2 separate regions of the Homo sapiens genome follow, and region 2 is linked to region 1. The links are chromatin loops, found by intact Hi-C in ENCODE. Cell type or tissue: gastrocnemius medialis. All regions are shown on one strand. Each heading gives the region's core, and the rest is flanking DNA. Links, peaks and the distances in the headings are about the cores only.

The links. Peaks named below come from ENCODE experiments on the same cell type or tissue, not always from the same donor. Only the 100,000 strongest peaks of a DNase experiment are listed, where the experiment ranks them.
Region 2: a loop joins it to region 1, with 8 times the contacts of the local background. A loop is called at or near these places in 21 of 110 quality-filtered maps.

Annotation. Positions count from the first base shown.
Region 1 is chr17:73,704,623-73,717,680 of GRCh38, reverse strand. No RefSeq gene overlaps it. Among named protein-coding and RNA genes, the nearest start is that of SDK2, 67 kb to the right of the region's middle. In gastrocnemius medialis, for the core only: a CTCF peak has its summit at 7,337 (motif pointing right); a DNase peak (open chromatin) is centred at 7,382; H3K27me3 peaks cover 2,060 bases.
Region 2 is chr17:73,592,362-73,603,284 of GRCh38, reverse strand. The region is part of intron 1 of SDK2 (sidekick cell adhesion molecule 2); the gene reads left to right. Among named protein-coding and RNA genes, the nearest start is that of SDK2, 47 kb to the left of the region's middle. RefSeq lists an enhancer at 7,590-8,135. In gastrocnemius medialis, for the core only: a CTCF peak has its summit at 7,557; no DNase peak of the experiment used is centred there.

The DNA.
Region 1 (13,058 bases), core at 2,375-10,374:
TTTTTCAACCCAGCCTCAATCCGAGGAACTCGATCTTCGATCAAACACTATGTCTAACAGGCTGGGTATTTGGGATACTGAATGTCCCCTGTGGGATCGGTGGGGGGAGGGGGGAGGTGGGAAAAGTGATCACGGGAGGAGAGTCCATGAGCCAAGCTCACCTATCCTACAAGCTGAGCTGCTTGCATAGCCACCTGCCTCCTGGACCCCACCTGGCAGCTGCCCTTCCCTGAGCAGACACCTCCAGGCTCCCACCACAGCCCGTGGCAACTACAGAACGCTGGACCAAAGGACCTGTAACAGAACCACCTCTTTTAAAAACCTGGTTTTCCTAATTACAAAGGAGCTCAATGTAGTAAAAGTGGAAAACCAAAAAGCACAAGAAAAAGAAAAATTGCTCATAATTCTCTACCCTGGAGGAAACCTCTTTAACATTTTTGCTGCAGAGATTTCTAGCCTTCTTTCCCTCTCCTCCCAGTCCTTTTTCTTTATAAACACACGTACCATTGTACATACTATTTTCTAGCCTGCTTTCCCTATCATTCATGCCCCCCTCCCCTGATACTAGTCCATTATGACCATTCTGCCACGTCACTATCTTTCTTACAGCACGGTTTTTAATAGCCACATTCATTTTCTTGGTCAGTCCCTTTTATTGAATAATTAGTTGGTTTCCGTTTCTCCGATAGCATAGAAGATTCTGAGAAGAACATATTGTACATAGATCTTTGTACAAATCGGAGTCTTTCCTTAAGATAAATTCGTAGGAGTAAAATTGTGCAGGCGGTCAAAGAATCTGTACACTTTAAAAAGTCATTTGATACTTTCTACACTGTCTCTCACTGTGTTTTCATGTCTTTAGAAATAGCCAACTATGAGCCAGGCGTGGTGGCTCACGCCTGTAATCCTAGCATTTTGGGAGGCCAAGGTGGTCGGATCACTTGAGGTCAGGAGTTTGAGACCAGCCTGGACAACATGGTGAAGCCCCGTCTCTACTAAAAATACAAAAAAATAGGGCCGGGCGCAGTGGCTCATGCCTGTAATCCCAGCACTTTGGGAAGCTGAGGTGGGCAGATCACTTAAGGCCAGGAGTTCGAGACCAGCCTGGCCAACATAGTGAAACTCTGTCTCAAAAGAAAAGAAAAGAAAAGAAAAGAAAAGAAAAGAAAAGGAATAGCCAACTATTGGGGGGATAATCTTAACTGGTAACCACCTTTGAGTAATAGCAGAGTAAGGAAACTTTGTATCTGCCACTAACAGGACCAGACGGTTCCTCTCTCTGCTTCCACTGGTTCATAGTTCCGCTTCCCCAGAGTCACAGTTCATCTCCTCTGGCTACAGCTCTGGAGACATGGTATGGTTTAGAGTAGAGGTTCCTCTTAGAAAATCAACTCTGAGCCCCCAAACTCCTTCTGACAGTGTTGGGTCTTTAGAATTTATTTAAAAGGTAACACGGTACCTGCTCTTGGTTTGTGAAGACTTTCACCTGAACATGGTTACTTAATTGGGTGACCTGGTGTGGGGAGTGGTCTGATGGAGTATGAAGGTAGGGAAGACGAGTCAGCTGGCTTAGCGGGGGAAGAACAGCAACGTAACAGCAATTAGAAGGGTTAAGAAGAGCAATTAGATGAGAAAGGTTTTGAATTGCCTGGGACCAGAGGGAATGGAGAAATGTCTTTTCCGTTGCTGAGCTCTGTGAAAGCTTGCATGCACACGTGGGCAATGACAGCTTAGAGTCAACCCGGGTGGCCCATTTAAATGCACCTAAAGAGTCACGAGGCGCAGGGAGGCAGAACAAGGCCCATTGCTATTTATCATCCATTCCTTGTACGAACTCACAGAGACAACCTCTGAGCCTCCCACGCAGAATGTTCCCTTGAAGAAAACACATCAGGGCACCCAGGGGCAGGGTCAACCTTTGGGAAAATTGTAAATAGAGACAAAATTGTCTTTGGGGGTCCTTCCGCCTCCCTGGCAGTGGCTTTCTTCCCTCCTGGTCTCCCCACCCTCCAGAAGTACACCACCAATTACCTGCTGCTGCTCTCAACAGACAGCTGGCAAGGCGAGAAGAACACGGGCTTTCGGCCGGAGGGATCTGCATCTTACCTCACTGTGCAATCTGGGGAAATTACTAAACCTTTCTGATCTTGTTTTTGCATCTGTACAATGGGGGGAAATGCTGGCTTGATTTCTTCTTGTTGTGAAGTGAGATGGCTAATATATTCAAAAGTACCAGGCCAGGCGCAGTGGCTCACTCCTGTAATCCCAGCACTCTGGGAGGCGGAGGCAGTCAGATCACTTGAGATCAGGAGTTCGAGATCAGCTTGGCCAACATGGTGAAACCGTGTCTCTACTAAAAATACAAAAAAATTAGCCGGGCGTGGTGGCACATGCCTGTAATTCCAGCTGAGGCATGAGAATCGCTTGAACCTGGGAGGCGGAGGTTGCAGTGAGCTGAGATCATGCCACTGCACTCCGCCCTGGGTGACAAAGTGAGACTCTGTCTTAAATAAAATAAAATTGTTCAAAAGTACCCAGCACACAATTTGCACATAATGGACACTTATTGAATATAATTTACCACATTTTCCATCTCGACATCCAGGGCTACCATTCCCAGGAGGGCTACAACTCTGTGCTATGACCCTGGCTCCAGCCTGTATGCTCTGATCCCTTTGGAAGGGACAAGATCAGCTACATGACGCTAAATGTTGGTGATGCTTCAGGCATTGAAGTAAATAATGATGGATGTAACTACAAAATTGTTCTTGACAACATTGTTTCTAATACCTGAGAACCAGATGCAATCCAAATAGCAAACACAAGATGAAATAAAATATAAAACATCCATATAATAAAACACCATCAATATAAATTTTGGTCAATCTGTGAGGTTAAAAAAATGATAATCCAATTGTTGGTATCCATTTGCATTTCTTTAATCTTTTTGTTGGCTGTCTTTCTTTCAGTGTTGACTGCTTACCCACATTGTAGGTATGTCTTTATATTTAGTTATTTTAATTTTTTTCTTATGCGTTATCTAAATGCATCATAAGTTAATAAATTGGCTTCTTGTCTGTGATTGGTGCTACAAATATGACTTCCCATTTACTCCTTGTCTTTCGACCTCAATAGTCTTTTGTCTTGATTTTACCCACACTGATGCTTTCGTTTTTCTGAACTAGATTGATCAGTCTTTTCCTGTGTGGCTCCTGGTTTTCGTTTCCCACTTTGGAAACTGGTTTCCAACTCCAACATTGTAAATATATTTACCCAAATGTCTTCCGTAACTTTTATTGCTTCATTTTTTTCTTTAGTATGTTAATCCTTGACCCATCGGGGATATATTTGGGTATAAGGAGTTAGGTAAGGATACTGCTTTATTATTTTTTTTCAAAGGGTTGGCCAGTTATTCTGACACTATTTACTGAATAATCCCCCTTTTAGACAAACCATTTCAATAAATCCTTTCATGAGGGGGGTCACAGAACCCTTTGAGAATCTGATGAAAGCTACAGATCCTCTCCCCAGGAAAAAATATGTGTCTATAGCACACACTAAATTTCACAAACAATTTCAGCAGGGCATGTGGACCTTCCGGGGCACATCCGTTGACTCCCAAGAGGTCTGTAATCTCCAGTTAAGCACCCTCTCCTTTATATGGAAGAAACAGTTCTTAAATAGTGGGATTCAGCCTCCAACACAGGTCAGTGAGAACTCATTTTGTAGTGGAAAACGTGCTAAAAATAGTCCCACAACCTCCTCAAGGCAGAAAACTCCAGCCTACCATTAGGGCTGTGGGATACCTCAGACTTCCACCATCTTATGTCCTGGGAGCTTAAAACCTTCCACTCACCATTCTGCTGGCCCAGTGCATCCAACAGACAGCACGTTAACCTTTCTCTAGAGTGCAAGTAGCCCTCATTGAACAACTTGCTCCTGAACGAATGGGGCAGGTACAGGTACGTTGCTTCATGTGACTCAGTTCGCTGCCATCATAGTTCGCTGCAGCCTCGAACTCCTGGACTCAAGCAATCCTCCCTCCTCCGTTTCCCAAAGCACTGAGATTACAGTCGTGAGCCACCATGCCCTCCCAGCAGCCAATTTCAGACTCCGTTTTCCACCCCAGATTTGCCTACTCCTTCTGAGATCTGATCTTTTGGGTTGTGTATGTCCATTCTCACACCTTCACCCTCAATTCCTTCCCGTGCATTGAAAGCCAGCGCTGGCCTTTGGGCTTTCTGACCCTTTGAGAAATAAAGGTTTGAGCTGAGCTGGCCCCCTTGCACCCTCTTGACTTCTGACTCGGAAGCAGCAGCAGCTGTGACCCGGCCACAGAGCTCGTCTGGACAAGCCTTCCCTCTGCTGGGATCCCCCGGCGCTACCCCATTCCTCTGGCTCCGAGGATTCTCTGAATCAGAAATTCTTGGCAGGTACCCAGCAACGTGGGTTTTTACAGGTACCTCAGGGAGGGCCAGCTATGTCCTTTGTGGGGATCAGGGCAAAATGAAAATGTGGAGCCCCTTATTCAAAAAATATTAAGAATCTCAGGATGGCAACAGCAGACTACTAAACCCTTCTGAGTGCGGGGTCTTTCTGAGTGCAGGCGTCTTTCTGAGTGTGGGATCTGAGTGTGGGGTTCTTTCTGAGTATGGGGGTCTCTCTGAGTGTGAGGGTCTTTCTGAGTGGGGGGTCTTTCTGAGTGCGGGGGTCTTTCTGAGTGTGGGGATCTTTCTGAGTGTGGGGGTCTTTCTGAGTGCGGGATCTGAGTGTGGGGGTCTTTCTGAGTATGAGGGTCTTTCTGAGTTTGAGGGTATGTCTGAGTGTGGGGGTCTTTCTGAGTGTGAGGGCCTTTCTGAGTGTGGGGGTCTTTCTGAGTGTGGGGGTCTTTCTGAGTGCGGGTCTTTCTGTGTTTGGGTGGGACCTGTGAGACTGTGCACGTTGCCCTTGCTGACACTGATGAGAACTCGAGTTTTAGAATCGCTGTTGCAGCCAACGCTGACACTCACTGACCCAGGCATTTCTCACCTGGCTCCAGGAATGGTTCTGGGCCTTGGCAGGTTCATCTTCTCACTGCTCCAGACCCCTTGTGCACAGGCTGCCCATCACGGGGACCTGAGTGATCTCTGGAAGTCTCTTCTCCTGGCACTCCCTTCCCGGTTCTTGCCCTGTTCAGGCATGCATTAACACTCTAGTTAGTGCCTCTGTGGCTAACTATGAGTGCCTTGTTCTGGCATCAGCTGGATAAAATAAAATCTCACATCCTTATTTTTGTGGGGATAAAAGTTTCTCATTTACACACACACACACTCACACACACACTCTCTCTCTCACACATAAACACACACGGTTTTCCCATGTGATCCTCAGCTCCTCCGGCCCCCACATGTGCACGCACACACAAACACATACATTCAAAGAGGACCCTGCCTCGGTTTTGACCTGGCCTGACCAGGATGACAGCTTGGCATGCAGCAGCCCCTCTACTTGTCCCGGGAGAATCGAGCCCTGGAAGGCTGGCGGGAGCCAGGACCTGAGGCTGGAGGCTGAACCTCTCCTGGTTTCTCCACAAGCTTCTCCTGTCAGATGCCCAGATGTGACATCTGTTCCCAGCCCAGAGGCCTCTGCTGCCCCTGACAGCCCACTGCACCTGCGCTCAGTTTGAAATGTGAGTCTGTCAGACAACATCCACTCAGAGGAGGAGAAAGGCAGTGTCCTGTTGGGGTGCGCCATCCAGGCAGCCTCTGCCCCTGCCCTCTATGCTCTGAAATCCATCTCATGTCACCAACATTAATTTAGCAGCTACTAAGCTCCAGTCACTGTGCAGGGCACTCGGGGTCATGAGTTATTAAAACCTAGTCCCTGCTCCTGAGATACAGAGAGCTGTCGCAGTGACACATTGCAACCAGTTCATGCCAGTTTGTACCAGCTCATGGGAGCCTATGGCTAAATTTTCAGGAATACTACAAGCCCATCATCAAAGCATCATTAGTTTAAAATTATCATCCTTGGAATATTTACACCATGGAAATTGGCAAATGCCCCAAATCAAGCCCTTTTGTGGAGGACCACTGCAGCTGTGTGAGGCTGGGTGAGTGACCTATCCTCTCCAAGACCTCCTTTTAGTATATCCTTAAACAGGTTAACAATTGCACCTCCTTCACTGACTACTGTGAGGCTGAAATGAGATCATCCACAGCACGCTCACCATTCAGTGCCTGGCAGACAGAAAGTGCCCAACAATTCATAGCTGCTGTCATTTTTAGAATGTAATGATGTTATTATGCAAATAAGTAAGTACCACAGTGCGCTTGGTATAGCTACAGTGTTAGAGGCGCATAGATGAGGAAGTGGTTAACTCTGCATGGCGATCAGGGCAGCAGTCCAGGAAGGCCTTGAACCAAGCCCTGAAGAACAAGTTGAATGTGCCCGAGTAGACCAGGTAGACCAGATGGGCCAGGAAAGGAGAGGTTGTCCAAGAAGAAGGAATGGTGTGTGCAAAGGCGGGGAGGCATGGGGGGCTTGCGGAGCAGTCTGAAATGACCGGCCTACAGGGCTAGCAAGGGAGTCGTAATGAGCACCTACTGTCAGGCCCTTTGGAAACCATGATATCAACGGGTCTTCTCCATAAAGCCCTATACCCTGCCCGCTTTGCAGGGAGCACATCTAAGCTGGGAGGGGCTACATGCTTTGTTTGCTTTGCTTTGCTTTGCTTTGCTTTGCTTTGCTTTGCTTTGCTTTGTAGGGGAGCACACCCAAGCTGGGAGGGGCTACCGTCTTTGACCACAGAGCAGGTCAGCAGCTGAGAAGAGCTGAGCCTGACTCTGTTCTGTCCGACTCTAGGACAGAACAGGGAGAGGACTCTGTTTCACACCAGCCTCCAGGATGGCCCACCTCTCCAAAGGCGGTGGAAACTATCTCCAGGAATCCCTGGCTGACAGAGCTCGAGGAGGGGTGGCTGCTGACCTCCGGCACCCCAAGCCTCCCAGTACCAGGAGCATTGGCCACTCCCAAGATTCTCAGATGCATGTCCCATTGTCCCTGAGGCTTCCACAGCTGGTCCTCACTACCCCATTCCCTTCTAGCCCTTTCCAGATGAGAGTGGCCAGGGTTCATGGTCATGCTCACATCCTCCCTGGACACACACTTTTATTCTGCCTCCCTCTGATGGCTGGCATAGGATGACACAGCCACTTAGGGAATAACTGAAGAGACGAGTCATAATAGATATTCTCATTAGTCCATTCTTCCCCGCCAAGGCCTCCCTGGCCGTTCACCTCTCCGCCTGTCTTCCCTTGCTAGCAAATTTATGTCATTCCTCCATTGGCCAGAAGGGGTCACTGCTTCCATATGCCCCTAAACTTCCCGGGTAACAGGCTCCTCTCCGCCCCACTTCCAGCGGTGCAGCCGGCCGTGCTCCACACCCCACCCACCAAAGCCTGTGTCACCTTCAGAGAGACTCGCTGCTGAGTTCCAGCAAGCGAGGATGACGGACAAGCCTGCGTGCCAGCAATGCTCTCATCGTGTAAGCCAACCAACTGCCCTTTGCTGGGCAGCGGTCAAGGTCTGCAGATGGAGCTTGGCCATTGTTACAGCTATTTAAAATCATGTTTAAATAATATGATGTGATCATCTCTAATGCCATCTTGATCACCACTTAACACAGGCGGGGGAGATGAGGCAAGCTCAGCCTCTTTCATACACCTTTGATGTTCTAAGGAGAGCCAAAACCAAGACAGGTTGGAATCAGCTTCTTTTCTTCTGCTGGAGGCCAGGTCTGGGTCAGGGTGTGTAAATTACCAGCAAGCAGTCAACAGTCCCCACTCCTGTGCCTGTTGAAGGCATAACTCATGGAACCCAGTTCTCTCCCCCGGGAGGCCAGGGGCAGACCCACATCTGGAGTCTGCATGAACACAGAACTTCTGGAGTCATTGCTGTTTAGTCATGCTAGAATTTAAAATGTCTAGATTAGCCTTTCTGGACTGAAAAAATCATGGAAAAGTGGTTCTCAAATCATGAATCTGGGCCTAAAGCATGGGGCAAGTACATCCTAGTCTGTGCAGAACACACTGAGAGCTATTGAGGTATTGGAGTTACCTGTGTAATGCCACGCTAAATCACATCCCATTTTATATGAGATTCAGGTATTGACGATAGGATGATAAGTGCCAAAAGACTCTACAAAAATGTGGAAAACAACAGAATAATCAAAGAAATTATATGTACTAATGTATTCTATCTGCAAATTGAGGAAAGACAGTCATTATCCCATTAACCTGTAGAACAGACTCCTCGGTTCAGCGTATAGAACGCAAGTCAGTTCAGAGCAGAAACTAGGAACTACAGCATCAGAGAAACAGCCTGGAATTTGAAGTCAGGAGATAGGATTCTGGTCCAAGTCCTGATAGGAATAACACATGACCTTGGACAAGATGCTTAATGTCTGCGCCTCAGTTTCCTCAACTGTAAAACAGGGACCATAATGTCTACTCTGCTTGGCTACTATGAAAATTAGGAGCAACAACAGAAGCAAACATGCTAAGTCCTGAATCCCTGCTTCTTGGACCTGGCTGAGATCGGGAAGTAGTAATCCTGAGCTGAAGCAGAGAAGATGTGTCATCTCCCAGTGCAAATGAGAAAACCCAGTGGGTACCAAGGCTGACCAGGACACTGGTACTGTCCATTTTCTCCAGAGGGAAGTTGGGGCTATTCAGAGAGAGTCCCATCCATCTCCCATCTTTGCACTTCTTTGTATTTTTCTTCCTCCACTCTTTCGGTTCCCTCCTCCATCCTCTAAAGACAGAAGAGTCTCCAGTTAGTATCAGGTCAGTATATGCTCATCTGGGCAAGTGGGAGCCAGGACATGTACCTGGGCTGGGATCTGGAACAATGGTGGAGTGCACAGCAGAGGGAAAGGGCTTGCCCATGGCTACATAGCACAGAACTGATGGGGACCAAAAGGACACTTTTCCAGGAGCAAAGCTAGAGTTGAGAACGAAATAGCAAGTCAGATGATGTTTCAGTCTGAGGAGACAGGCAGAGAACCTGGTGAAAGGCATGGGCTGGGCTAGCAGCCAGTGCTGGTGAGAAGCAGAGGGCAGGCTCAGATAGGTGGGTGGGGAGAGCTGAATGCAGGGGAAGCCCTCCAGGAATGGTGTAGCAACCCAGGGTTCCAGGTATGAACAGTAATGGATGGGAGCAGGTACCAGAATATTGGCGAGAGCAGATGCATAAGAGGACAGCTTAGGCAGAAAGGCGTGGACAACCCCAGTACCTGCAAGGAGGGACCTAGGGAAACCATGACTCCAGTTCCCTCTCCTCTTGCTTTCTGATCTCCAGTCATGCCTTCCACTGGTCTACCCCAACTGAAACCAGAAGGCAAAGCAGCCCCTTGAACATCTCTATGAAAGTCAGCTGGCCAGGCGTGGTGGCTCACGCCTGTAATCCCAGCACTTTGGGAGGCCAACGTGGGTGGATTACCTGAGGTCAGGAGTTCGAGACCAGCTGACCAACATGATGAAACCCCATCTATACTAAAAATACAAAAAAATTAGCCAGCGTGGTGGCGGGCACCTATAACCCCAGCCACTCGGGAGGCTGAGGCAGGAGAATCGCTTGAACCTGGGAGGTGGAGGTTGTGGTGAGCTGAGATGGCACCACTCCATCCTGGGTGACAGAGCGAGACTCCATTTCCAAAAAGAAAGAAAGAAAGAAAATCAGCCCCTTGGAGCACAGAGAGAGGTGGAGAGGAGGGTGAAAGGAGATCTGGGGAAGTAGCCTGAACACCAGCACTGCCAGGAACTGGGGGAATGCCAAGAGACAGCAAGCAGGTTTGGGGGCACTGGAGGTGAGGATCCAAGAGAATCACAAATGCCCAGAAAATAGAAAAAGAAAGCTTTGTCGAGAGGTAGAAGGAGCCTATGAACAACACATTTCCAGCTTCCCTTACGATGAGGGAGACACAGAGCATATGCACCACCTTGGGCCACTGGCATGTGAGGAGAAACTTTTCAGGGCTTCTGTAATAGATTTTACTACCAGATACAATGAAATGTGGGGACGGAATGGCCATTGGATATGGCTGTGTGCAGTCAAGATGTTTGGAGCAATGGCAACCCTTTTGCAACCATGAGGAAACCAGTGTCACACTGAGAACGGCAGAGCTTTATAAAGATGAAAGAATCTGAGTCTATGATAAAATCACTGGATCATTACATCAGCTCTGGAACCACCTTGACTCCAGGCTTGTTAGGGGAGAAAATAAATATCCTTGTCATTTAGGCTACGGGCAACTGGCTCTTCTGAAATGCAGTTCCAAGTATCTTGGCTTAAATGGATGATCCCAGGACCCAGCAGAATGCCTGACTCATAGTAGACGTTCAATAAATACATATTGATGAATTAACAAAGTAATGATTGGATGGATCCGTAACATGTGAGTGAACACCAGGTGTCATGGAACCCTTTCTCTCCACCTCTGCTGATAGAGAGCTCGGAGAAACCTCATCTTCCTGGGGGAGGAGAAGGTTGGCGGCTCCTGAGCGCCTTTGAGGACGAGCACAGGAAGGCCACGCTGCTACACACACACAGATGACTCATAAAGACGTATTTTTACCCCCTTCAAATGGTGATGTTCCTGTAATAAAGAATTTAATAACCCGCTGTGCCTGTGCGGAGAGAAAACTCATTTGTTTAATAGGCAGCAGTTGGGCTTTGTCATGTTCATTTAGTTTTTAATGACACACAGTTGTGCCAATATTGATTTTAGCTTATAAGGACTCAAAAAATTTACTGTCTAGATGGATCCAAGATGCAACCATTTTATTTTGCCTGCGTTGAAGGCACACAGTCCCCAGCCCTGGCCGGAGAGGGGCTCGGGAGCGCAGGTGGAGAACTGAGAACTCTTTGCCATCTCCGTCCCTCCTTTCTGCTTCCTCCCTGCCTTGCCTCTTGCCCTCATCAGATGGGAGTGAGGCGGCTGCTGTGGGAGGTGATGTGTTTTTCGTCTTGGAAAGCAGAACAGGACTGTATCAAGGAAACGAGAATTAATTTTCTGGGCACATTTTCAGCAATGAGTGTGTGTGTGTGTGTGTGCACGCCTGTGTGCCCACTCAATAGCAAGCCCAAAGCATGCATCCCAGAACAGGAACGGGGCCCTGCCGGTTATTCCGAGTGACTTCAAATACCATTTGGATCCACTGGGCTGGAGCACCCCTCCTTCACATTACTTGCGATTTTGTTTTGGTTTTTATTTTTAACTAGGGAAGGTATACGAACAGCAAAAGGGATTACCGAGACGAGCCGAACCTACTCTCTGTTTTCTAAACAGTCAATTTGAGCATAAATTCATAGAGCAGGCCCTTGGTATTTCTGGGTTTGACATTTGTCATCTTAACTGTGTGTAGTTTCAATTATTCAAGAACAGCACTGAAGAATTGACTGGAATAATAATAGTCAACATTTATTCAGCGCATACTAGGTGCCAGGTGAATATGATATGCCCAACTTACAGGAATTACCTCGTTTCATCTCTGCATCACACCTTGAAGGTAGGTAAGTGACTATTTTAATCTTCAGTTTAAAGGAAAGTTCTGCTTGGAGAGGTAAAATAACTGGTCCAAGGTCCCAGGGAGAGTAAATGACCCCAAACCTGTGAGCATCATTGGTTTCTGCATTTTCAATCGTGCGGAGTTCATGTCTTAAGGGAATGCTGGAGACTGGTGTCTGGAGTGCATCCCTTTCCTGGTGAGTCAGCTTTGCTGACGAGGCACTGTCTGCATCTGGGGATGAGTGCGTGCCAGGCAGGGACTTAGCTCCATGTCCAGGCCATGGTCACGTGTGTAACATTTATTTCTCCGCTACAGTTTGACACAGGCAGACTTTCCCCAGGGAGCCAGGGGACATTTGCTCAGTGGCTGCCTTTCCTAACCCAGTGTTGCCATTAAAATAAGGCTGGCATTAGGGGGAAAAGACACAGCTCTGTAGACAGCACATTATGATAACGATTCATATTAAATCTAATCTCATGTCATTGGCCCATTTAATCTATTTATGTAAGTTTTAGCGAGTGCTTTGTTCGTGATGGGAAAGTCATTGAGGATTGATTCTTTGATTCATGGGATTTGAAAGGACCTATAAATCATCCATACAAGTCCAGTTCCCGGAGAGGTGAAATGACCCACCCAAGGTCGTGCAATTCAATTTGAAGTTGTAGCCTTTCCTAGGAAAGCAAGGCGCTGGGACCCTCAGCAGGAAAGCTGCCCCCGCCAGAACCTTGGTCCTATTGGGTATTGGTTTTCACCTACACCGTTTCCCCTTCGAGTGCCATTTCCAGGCGAGTGCTCCCAGGCTCATTAACCAGAGCCCCTGACACCCACAACTACTGCTTCCATTGCTCTTCTTACAAATGCCCAGATCCTCAGCATGGCATGCAAGCGTGACCCTGCAGGGTCTGGGCCCCATGTCTCTCTCTGGCCTCTCCTTGTTCCCCACTCTGCAACTTCTCTGGCCTTCTTTCAGCATCTCCTTCCTGCCCCAGGACCTTTGCTCGTGCCAGAATACTCTTCCTCTCACCTCCTGTGAAATTCCTGTTTTTCCTTCAGATCTCAATCATCACCCCTTTCCTCAGGGAACGCTCCCCAACCTCTCTGGACCAATGCACTCTCCTAGTTCTACAGAGCTCTTCAATGTTGCTATGATTTCTAGTACAATTTTATGTGGGAGAGTTTAATATCTATCTTCCCACGTGGACCATACGTTCTTTGAGAGCACAGTCCAGTCACCTATTGCTGTGTAGCAAATGACCCCCATGCTCAATGGTTTAAAACAACCATTGTATTTTGCTCATGATTTTGTGTGGCAGAGATTTGCGAAAGGCTCACCTAGGCACTTGGATCTCCTACACAGCTGCAGTCAGATGTCAGCCAGACAGTGGTCATCTGAAGGCACGACTTCCAAGATGGCGCACTTACTGGCCTGGAAGTCATTGCTGTCAGCCAGGAGCCCAGGTGACCAGAGCACGTACATGTGACCTCCCCAGCATGGCAGTCTCAGGTACT
Region 2 (10,923 bases), core at 2,855-10,854, 110 kb after region 1:
GGATAGATACACTGATCTGCTAACCCCTCACTCTCCACCAAGTAGGGAGGTCTCTGAGGCCGGGACCTGGAGACTCTTCACCTGTGCACCCCTATGGCCAGCACAAGGTGGTCTCAGCAGGGAATGACATTGCCCTCCAGGGGACATGTGACACTGTCTGCAGACACTTTTGGTTGTCACAACCTGGGAGGGTGGTGAGTGTCTCAGGTCATCCTCCACCAAAGAATGATCCCACCCAAGCTGTCAATAGTGTCAAGGTTGGCTGGGCACAGTGGCTCATGCCTATAATCCCAACACTTTGGGAGGCTGAGGTGGGTGGATCACTTGAGGTCAGGAGTTTGAGACCAGCCTGATCAATATGGTAAAACCCTGTCTTTACTAAAATACAAAAATTAGCCAGGCGTGGTGGCAGGCCCTGTAATTTCAGCTACTTGGGAAGCTGAGGCACGACAATCACTTGGACCTGGGAGGTGGAGCTTGCAGTGAGCCGAGATCACGCCACTGCACTCCAGCCTGAGTGACACAGTGAGACTCCATCTCAACAACAACAACAACAACAAAATAGCGCCAGGGTTGAGAAACCCTGCTTTAAATCAACATTCTCACTTAAGGACAGTGCCCAGACCCGAACATAGATTTCCTTGTGTGGGTTTCTTGGGATTTAAGAGACTGAGAATGGGAAAAATGTCATCCAACTTTATTTCTATCTGGCATCAAAAAAGGAGGATTCTGCAAAGGAACTTCATTAAAAAAAAAAAAAAGAACTTAGACTTTTTTTTTCTTCCATCCATGTATTCATTTATTAGTGTCTGCCAGGCAGCCGGCACTCTGCTAAGAATGAGAGAATCCTGGATACTGAGTCAGAGATGGTGCACTGTTGCCAAGGCCCTGTTACAGGTCTGTGTGTGCAGCTGAGGATGCCATGGAGGAAGAGGCTCCCCGTCCTTGCTCTGCCCAGGCCTCGCAGCCCTCGCTTTCTTCCTAACAAAGTGGCTGAGGCATGCAGGCCTGGGCTCCTTCTCAGTCTCTGGGCCTCACAGAGGATTCATGGAGTGGGAGTGGGGATCTCAACTCCAGCCTCAGTTGTGTCACTGCCTTGTTTTTGTGACCTTGGAGTGAAGCACTCCAACTTCTGGGCCTCAGTTTCCCAAACGTGGCCAACTCACCTACCTACCTGTATTGGTTTCCTGTGGCTGCCGCAACGAAGCACTACAAACTGGGTTGTTTAAAACACAGTTCTGGGCTGGGCGCGGCGGCTCACGCCTGTAATCCCAGCACTTTGGGAGGCCAAGGCAGGCGGATCACCTGAGGTGAGGAGTTCGAGACCAGCCTGGCCAACATGGCAAAATCCCATCTCTACTAAAGATACAAAAATTAGCCGGGCATGGTGCTGGGTGCCTGTAATCCCAGCTACTCGGGAGCCTGAGGCAGGAGAATCACTTGAACCCAGGAGGCGGAGGCTGCAACGAGCCAAAATGGCGCCACTGCACTCCAGCCTGGGCGAAAAAGCAGGACTCTGTCTCAAAAAAGAAAAAAAAAAACAGTTCTGGAGTCTGGATGTCCAAAATCAAGGTGTCGTCGGCAGGGTTGGTTCCTTCTGGAGACTCCAAGGAGAGCTTGTCCCGGGACCGTCTCCTAGCTCTGGGCGCTACTGGTGATTCTCCACATGCCTTAGCCGAGAGATGCCTCACTCCAGTCTCTGCCTCCGTTGTCCCTCGGCCCTATCCCTATGTCTCTGTGCTTCATCCCGTCTTTTCTCTGTGCGTGTACCTGTGTCTAAATTTCCCTCTTCACAGGACAGCATATTGGACTAGAGTTCACCGTAATTCAGAACATATGCAACAACCTTCTTTCCAAATTAGGCCACATCGTGAGGTTCTGGGTGGACATGAATTTGGGGGGACACTATTCCACCCAGCATGCCACCTCAAAGGGTCCATGTGCTTAAACTTAGATCATTCGTAAGGCCAGGCGCGGTGGCTCACACCTGTAATCCCAGCACTTTGGGAGGCCGAGGCGGGTGGATCACCTGAGGTCAGGAGTTCGAGACCAGCCTGGCCAATATGGTGAAACCCCGTCTTTACTAAAAATACAAAAATTAGCTGGGCGTGGTGGTGCATGCCTGTATTCCCAGCTACTCGGGAGGCTGAGACAGGAGAATTGTTTGAACCTGGGAGGCGGAGGTTGCAGTGAGCTGAGATCATGCCACTGCACTCCAGCCCGGGCAACAGAGTGAGATGCCATCTCAAAAAAAAAAAAAAATTTTTTTTTAAATAATAAAATGAAAAGATCATTCATAAAGGCACCAAAGGCCCTGAGGCCTCTCTTGGGTGGGTTTCTGTGCACAGAGTCCTGCCCCCCAGACTCTGGTATCCTGCCTCCTGTTCCCTGGTGGGCCCAGACCAGCCGGAGCAGAGATTGGAATGCAGAGGAGTGAGCAGCTCTGGATTAGTCCGTCTGAGCTGCTCCAAGGACAGGGAAAGGGTATCCGGTGGGGAGTGGAGATAGGATGGACCAGGCACTGGGGAGGGGACTGTTTGTTTTCACAACAATAAATGCCTCTTGATGGGCTGTGGTTTGCACAGGGACTTGATGCCAGATCAAGTTGTCCGCATCGACTGGATGGCCACAACACCCTGTCGCAGAGCAGGAGAGGAGCTGGCAGGGGCTCTTGTCGGCCTCTCCCCACACTGTCTGCTGGCACCATCGGAGTCACTTGGGGAGCTAGGGGCTGAGTGACCAGAGCAGGTGAGGCTCTGCCCCAGAGAAGCCCTGGGTGTCCCCCTAGGTGGGACAGCTCTGATCCTGGGACCAAGGATTGCTGTCGCCCTCTCCACACCCCGCCTCCCCCAGGGGAGGCAGAAGCCAGGGAGGCCTGTTGGGAAGGCGTCCCGTTTTTAATGAACAAATTACTGCCCTTGTTAGCAGCACGAACAGGGCTTTGGGAGGATCAAGAGAGCCAGAGCTTGGGAAACAGCCACCAATTTAATGAAGAGAATGAATTCCAGATGTGGCCTCTGGCCCAGCACACGGCTGCCATCCATGGGCTCCTGGAGGGAAACCCAGTGCTGCTGGATGGGACCGAGGAAGTGGCGGGAGCTGCAATGGCCAGGGAAGGGTGAGGGTCTGCCCCGGGCTCAGGCCACCTGGGACCAGGTCCCCTCCTGTCCAGCACAAGGACCCCTTTCCCCAGGAAAGTCAGGGATCTCCATGTGCTTGTGGTTGTTTATTTAGCAACCACTGTTTGAGAAAACATAGTGACGAGGGGCTGCTACGGGTTCAGTATCACTTTTAAATGGACGTCTAGCGTATTAATCACAACAGCAGTCACATACTTTGACAAATAACCGTAGGTGTGTGAGACAGAGTGACTGTGTTGGCAGACAGGACTTGGCACCTACCTTCACTGAAGGACCCCCCATCACAGCTGAGGAGCCTGGGCCCCTGTGTCAGAGACCACTGGCTGAGCTCCCTGCAAGTGGGGAACAGGTTGGGCCTGGCAAGGACTGTGGCACAGCCTCTGCTTTTAGCCTGAGTCTCAGGATGGAGAGGAATGGCTTAGGGTGGTGGAATGGATTTTGAGCTATGCTTGAAGTGAGAGAAAAAAGAAACTGGCTTAATGTGTGTTCCCCTCCCTCCCTCCTTCTTCATCCTTTCCTCTTCCCCCTTTCCTCCCTCCTTCCTTGCTCCCTCTCTCCTCCTCTTTTCCCTCTCCCCTTTATTTTTATTTATTTAATTTAATTTTTTTTTTTGAGATGGAACCTCACTGTCATCCAGGCTGGAGTGCAGTGCCGCTATCTCAGCTCACTGCAGCCTCCGCCTCCTGGGTTCAAGTGATTCTCCTGCCTCAGCCTCCTGAGGAGTAACTGGGATTACAGGTGCCCACCACCACGCCAGGCTAATTTTTGTATTTTTGGTAGAGATGGGGTTTCGCCATGTTGGCCAGGCTGGTCTTGAACTCCTGACCTCAAGTGATCCACCCCCTTCGGCCTCCCAAAGTGCTGGGATTACAGGCGTGAGCCACCGTGCCCAGCACCTTCTCTCCTTTCTTTTCTCACTCCCTCCTACCTACCTACCTTCCTCCTTCTGTACGAATGTACTAAGCACTACAAGAGACACATCAGTGGGCCAGGCCCATTGCACAGGACACAACAATGAAAAATATCCAGCCTCAGCCTTCTGGAAGCTCGGAGACTTCAGTTGGAAAAACAAGAAAAGGGGTAACTCTTTCTAGGGGGATGCTACATTTTCCACTCGCTCCTTACCCGGAAAAGTCCGTTTTCTTCAGCACTCTCATCTATTGGGGATCTGTCTAAAATTTTACTTAAAGAAAGGGTTCCACTACTTGAAGAAAAATCGAAGCAAGCCGGCGCTTGGTGCCTGATCCATTCATTTTATTGTGTAAATGGAAACGGAAAGCAGGAGAGGTGCTGTGACTTACACGAGGCCTTCGAGCTCACAGGTGCCAGGCCCTGGCCAGACCACGTCTTCTCAGCACCTGTCCAGTGCCTCTCCCACCTTCCCCTGCTGGAGGGGACATAGGTATACAGCTAGGGGTGGTCCCTGGAGGGGGATGGGCTGCTCCCGGTGGGACTATTTTTAACCTCTGTAAAGAAAAAGGCCAGCGATCCACGTCGTGCCCGCTGCCTCACACTTACTGGGCAGCTTCCTCTCCTGGAGGGTCATTTACTGACAGTGATGGGTTTCAGGTGGGCCTAGTTTAGCAGGTGGTTTCTATAAAGAGCAGAGCTGCATCCCCAGGGAACGAGAGCCGGGCAGAGGGGAAGCCAGGGGAGACAGGCACTGTCCGTGTTATGGATTTTATCGAGTCATAAACAAGGCTGGAGAATAAACAAAACTGGCTGATGCATGGGGCTGCCTCGGCCAGCTGGCTGTCAGGGAGGCCTGTGCCATCTGAGCTGCCCTGCATGAGCCCGCACAGGTGCCGTCGGCCAATGACCCAGCGACCTGAGCCAGGAGGACAGGGGGTTAGCGTCTAGGAACTCACGCCCCACACCGAGTCTCCCAAACCCAGCAAACTGCCTGTGGGTCCGGCCTACTCCTGTCACCTGTATATGCTTAGATGGCTCCAAAGTCATGGCAGTGGTGAATGGTGGGAGGGTGGCTGTTAACTGGGGTTGGGGCACGGGATCCTAGCACCCTCCCCCTGGGGAGATGGGATGGAAAAGTTCTAGGTTTGGGGCACCTGAGAACAACTCGGACACCAGCTGGCTATGTAACCTCAGAATAGTGACCCAAACCCTCTGAGCGTCACTCTTCCCATCTGTAGAAGTAGAAAGGGAATATTTCACCTTGTAGGGGTATCATAAAAATGAAATAGGCCAGGCGCGGTGGCTCAGGCCTGTAATCCCAGCACTTTGGGAGGCTGAGGTGGGCGGATCACGAGGTCAGGAGATCGAAACCATCCTGGCTGACACAGTGAAACCCCATCTCTACTAAAAATACAAAAAATTACCCGGGCGTGGTGGCGGGTGCCTGTAGTCTCAGCTACTTGGGAGGCTGAGGCAGGAGAATGGCGTGAACCCGGGAGGCGGAGCTTGCAGTGAGCTGAGATCGTGCCACTGCACTCCAGCCTGGGCGACAGAGCGAGACTCTGTCTCAAAAAAAAAAAAAAGAAAAGAAAATAGTCCAGAAGCACACAGTGAAAACTCCTATGAATACATATTTATAAGGATAGCGGTGGGCTGGGGGCAGGATCGGCAGAAGCCTGTCGTTCCATGAGCCCTGAGAGACAGGACGGTAATGTCCATAGTTCTGTTGATTGTGTGTCTCCCACGAGCCCAGGAACTATTCCAGACAGATACGTCCACATCGCAGAGTTCTATAAGCAAAGTATCACAGGAGAGGCCCCTGCTTTATAGAACTGAGATCACAGAAGTTAAATAATTTGCCTATGGTCAGAGGGTCATACCTGGCAGGGCTGAGACTTGGTCACAGGTTTCTTGTGCCCAGCTTCCAGAAATCTGATTGCATCCTCTCATCTTCCACCCAGGGCAGCTCCCCGTCTTGTGTCAGTAGTGGGGTGCTGGGTAGCCAGCACCAGGGAGAGTCTCCACCCTTCAAGGCCCCGGTGAGGTGAAGGAGAATGAAAATATCCAAAACCCATCAGGAGAATACGTGTTAAAGGACAAGAGAAAGACAGATGAGCTTGGGAACATCTTGGCTCTTGACAGGCACTCCCACAGGGATGATTCAGATGAGGTGAGTCCAGGTGCACTGGCCCGGTCCCTGGGCATGGAGCAGGTTCAGACTGAAGTGAGGAGACGATTCCTAGGGCGCCGGACTCCCGACCAGAGTCCCCAGAATGGAAATGGCCGGGGTTCTGCCTGCGCATCCTGGACTAGGGGTGGAGGGAGCAAGCGGGCAACTCCGAAGACAAGGTTAGCACCTCCCATTCCAAGCCAGCTTCATCTCCCTCTTTTGCTCAGACACCGCCAGCCATGGCAGGGAGCTATCCCCAGGGACTTGTCATCTGGAGGCCATGGAGGGAGGATGAGAGCTGGAGAGGCCACAAGATCAGAGTGGAGCTGGGAGGGTCGGGGAGGCTGGAACCAGCCACCCTGTCCTGTGTCCCCTGTTTCTGCTCCTCCTCATCTCCCTTCTGGGGGTGGGGGGAACATCAGAGACCACTGGGAAGGGGGTTGGCTGTGGGTTCCGGGGACATGTCACTGCGGGAAACAGATACATCATGAGCCAGCGCCCCCTTTCAGAGGCTGGGACGCTGGGACAGGGAGGCCAGAGAGAATGCAGAATATGTATATGCAGAAATATATTGAGAAGTAAAATGCACTGATAGGAGTTTTCGTACATTCACACAAACCCATTATGCAGATGAGGAAACTGAGGGTCGCAGAGGTTGACTGGAGCTCCGGCCAATGTTCATACCGTGTCATGCCCCTCTCCAGGGAGGGGAGGAGGCTTCCTCCAGGTCCCCAGTTGGAGTGGGGACCCAGGTGTGTTGACACCTTGCCCTGATCACTGCCCCATATGCCAGGCTGCCTTCTCTCATAGAGGTCGCCACTGCCTCCCCACTCACCCTGCGGGTCCCTCTCCACTACCCCTGCCGCCCCAGATTGCCCAGTGGCTCTGTCCCAAAGCTGCCCAGGACCCAGGTCTCCAGGCTACCACCACCTGCAGCTGGGACTCCCTGTGTGTGCATCCCTGCCCAGGACAGCCCAAACGTGTTGGGGCAGGCACAGGGGGTAGGTGAGGGCCGTCTGCCTGGGACATAAGACTGGGAGTGCCGAGGCCTCACTGTATCCCCCTAAGGCCAAGACCTCTGACTTCTGCAATCCTATGTGTCAAGGGCTTCTCCATCAGGCCGCCTAAGCCATGTCTGCCACACTCTCGGGCTGCTTGATGGCTGCTTCTAGGCAGCAGGGAGCCCCACAGGATGGAGCCTGTCCTCCCAGCTCCCCTGGCCCCTCTCAGCCCCCCTGGCTGCCTCCAAGCCTTCTAGGGAGGATAGGCCCTTGCCAGGGCCTGCCGGTGAGGAGTGGATGCCAGCCTTGAACTGACACTGCCCCCACCAGGCCCCCCTCCAAACTGCATGCTGGTTCCCAGTGGGTCAGCGGCTACTCCCCGCACCCCAGCTTCCTGCCTGCCCTGGGGCTGTGGTGAACAGCTGGGGCCATCTGGGCCTGGCCTGGGCCCCAGGCTGCCTTTCTGGTGACTCCATACCTCCCTAGGAGGGAGCCTGTGCCACTGGCCAGTCCAAGCGAGGAGGAGACAGCGTTTCCTCTGATGACCCGAGGCTGGGTCCCCTCCAGGGCCCAGACTCATGGCTGTGTGGGAGGCTGGTGCTGTGTGGGATCTCTTGGAAGCACAAGGGCCTCCTTCCCAGGCCCTGGCACACACCAATATTGTGCCCAGACATCCTTGGGACACCCCCTCAATCTGGAGCCATAGGGCAAGAGAGTCTCACCACAAACGGCATTCATTACCTGTGGCCACCCCGACTCTATTTCTCTGTCTCTCCGACACAGGGCCACGCTCTCCCCCAGGCCTGCCTCTCCCCATCTCTCAGACCTCCCTTTCCTCCCTCCTCCTCCTCCTCCTCCTCACCTTCACCCACACTCGAATTCTCACTGACACCCCTTCTGTGGCTCATGGCTTCACTTATTCAGCAAGTGCCCACCCAATGCCCACTTATTTCAGGCACCGTGCTAGGAGCTGTGGGTACAGAGGTAGAAACAACAGAAACAGGCCGAAGTCTTTTCTCGTGGTGATGGCGTTCTGATTGAGGAGGTGATCCACAGAGCAGAGGGTGACAAGGGCTGGGGGAGTGAAGCAGGCAGGTAGTGAGGCCTGTTGTATGTGTGTGTGCACGTGTGCTGTGTGCAGGTGTGTGCTGTGTGTATTTGTATATGTGCAGGTGTGTGCTATGTATGTGCTGTGTGTATTTGCATGTGTGCATGTGTGTGCTATGTGTGCATTTGTATGTGTGTCTGTGTGCTGTGTGTATTTGTGTGTGGATATGTGCTGTATATTTGTGTGTGTGCATATGTGCTAAGTGTATTTGTGTGCATCTGTGCTGCATGTATTTGTATTTGTGCATGTATTTGTGTGCATATGTGTGCTATGTATTACATGTATGTGTGCATATGTGTGCTATGGGTGTATTTCTGTGTGTTCTGTGTGTATTTGTATGTGTTGTGTGTGTGTGTGTTCATTGTCCCATCATGAGGCAGGCAGGGAGTCTTGCAGGAGCAAGCACATTGCTGGGACTCCAGCTTGCTTCTGTGATATCTAATATATTCTCTCTCTCTCTCTCCCCCTCCCTCTCTTCCCATCTCCTCATCCCCACCACCAACACTTTCCAGGGGAGCAACCAAGTTCTTGCCTCTAGGGTCTTAGGGAGCAGCACTGGGGGAGGGAAGGGCATCTTTATACTCAGGAGAAGGGCTTGAGACCATCTGATCTGGAGCAGTCTGAGGACATGAGACTCAGGCCCTCAGCTGCTGCCCGGGGGAAGGCCAGCACCCCAGCCTGAGGGGGTCAAGGGTCGAGGGAGCTGTCCAGTGGCTGACCTTCCCCTACAGCCCACGAATCCCCATCAATGCCGCCTTCCCGCTGTCCAACACTCAGCCTCAGAGGCTGGCCAGAGTGAACCACCTGCTGGCTCCCAGACGTTGGGAGGCCTGACATGACCAGGTTTGGGGAAACAGTTTTTGAGTTGGAAACGATATTAGATAAAGCTGGATTGGAATTCCAGACATATTTATTGCTGTGGGTTGTGGGGCCATTTTCTTAACCTCCAAGCCTCTGTTTTCCCTTCTGTTACATGGGGAGGTTGAAACCTACCTTGTAAATTCCCTGTGGGGATTAAAGGAGATAATGCAACCAAATTGTCCAACACAGACTCGGCCACATGGCCAGTGCTCAAAGAAGGACGGACAGTGAGATATGGCCAAGGAGGGTAAGTGAGGAGCCAGGGACAAAAGAAGAAGAGGGCTGAGGAAGCAGGGTCCCCTCAGCCCTGCCGCCCAGGCCCCTGTGTTATTTAATAGCCACTTTCAGCTGGTGTCTCCTGGAAGCCTTCTGCCTAATCCAGTTAACACCTTCCGTGATCCGATTACTGCATGTCAGAAACCCCAAATCTGATCAGTAAACATGTGAGTGGCACACTTTGGGGGGGCACTGCAGAGAAGGGGTTCAGCTTGAGGTACCATCTGCTCCTTCCCTGGGGGGCTCTGGCCCTTCCAAGCTAGGTGTTCTGCCTCTGGGTCTATTGTCCTGGGCCACTCCTGGTCCCTTAGAGGCAAATGTTGTCCAGGTTACCCCAGGGCCCAGAGCGCATGCCTCATGGTCTCTGGGGGAAGCCCCCCACACCCCATCTCTGTTCCTTTGGGTGGGGGTTTCCTGCACAATGAGGAGGAAGGATGCTCTTGTGGCCAGGATAGGGAGTGGGTGCTGAGGCTCCTTCATTCTCTGCTCCCCACAAACGTTTTGGGCCTCACAGTAGCCCAGCAACTTGAATTACAGAGGTGTCTGGGCCCCCAGGAGTAACTCTGGATCCAGGGATGACAGAAGGACCACAGAGCCCCACATCCACACTGAACACAGCCCCCCAGTGGCACAGACGTAGGCAGAGGGTGGGGTGGGGTACCCAGCCTGTCGAGGGAAGACCTGCAGCAGGAGCTGGGGTGGGGAGGAGGAGGAGGGACGGCATTTGCGCGGTAAGCTTAGAAACAATCCCCCCCACCCAACCCTCCCTGGGCCTCGAATGGGGAATGAGCTGGCTGGACCGGCTGAACTCCAAGTGTACGTCCCACACCACTCTGGGGTGATCCTGTGACACCGGCGAGCTACGGACACCCCCATGCGCTGCAAACACAGCATTACCGGGGTGAGCTGAGGTTAAACCCTGAAATATGCTTGGGAGACGGGCATGTGGCCAGGCCATGTGTCTGTGACTCTTTGATTCCGTAGATTCCCCAAAGCTCTTGGTGTCACGCACGGTGGTTACAATAGGCTCTCCCTGGACCTCCGTTCCTGTCCTCCTTCCGGAAATGGGGAGCCGCCAGGGTGTGCCTGACTGTTCCGTCTTCCCGTCATCTGAGCATCCTCAGCCAGCCACCAAGGTCCCTGTCCTCGCGCTTCCCCGGCCCTCTCTTCCTGTCTTCATGCCCCAGGCTTGACTCAGGGTGACAGCTCCTGGTGTGCCCCGGTTAGACTCCAGACAGTCACATTTCTGGAAGCCAGCTAACCAGGCCAGGAGGTGGTGGGGACAGATGGCTGGAGGTGCTGCCGGGGGCATGGGGAAGAAGTCGTCCCCACCTCCATGTGGTTGGCCTGCTTAAAAAATAAAAAGCTGGAGACTCTTTCCCTCCCACACTCCCTCTTTGGCTGGGTTCTGACTCCATTTTGGTCATTTTAATTTTTATTAGTCCAGTAAAATCT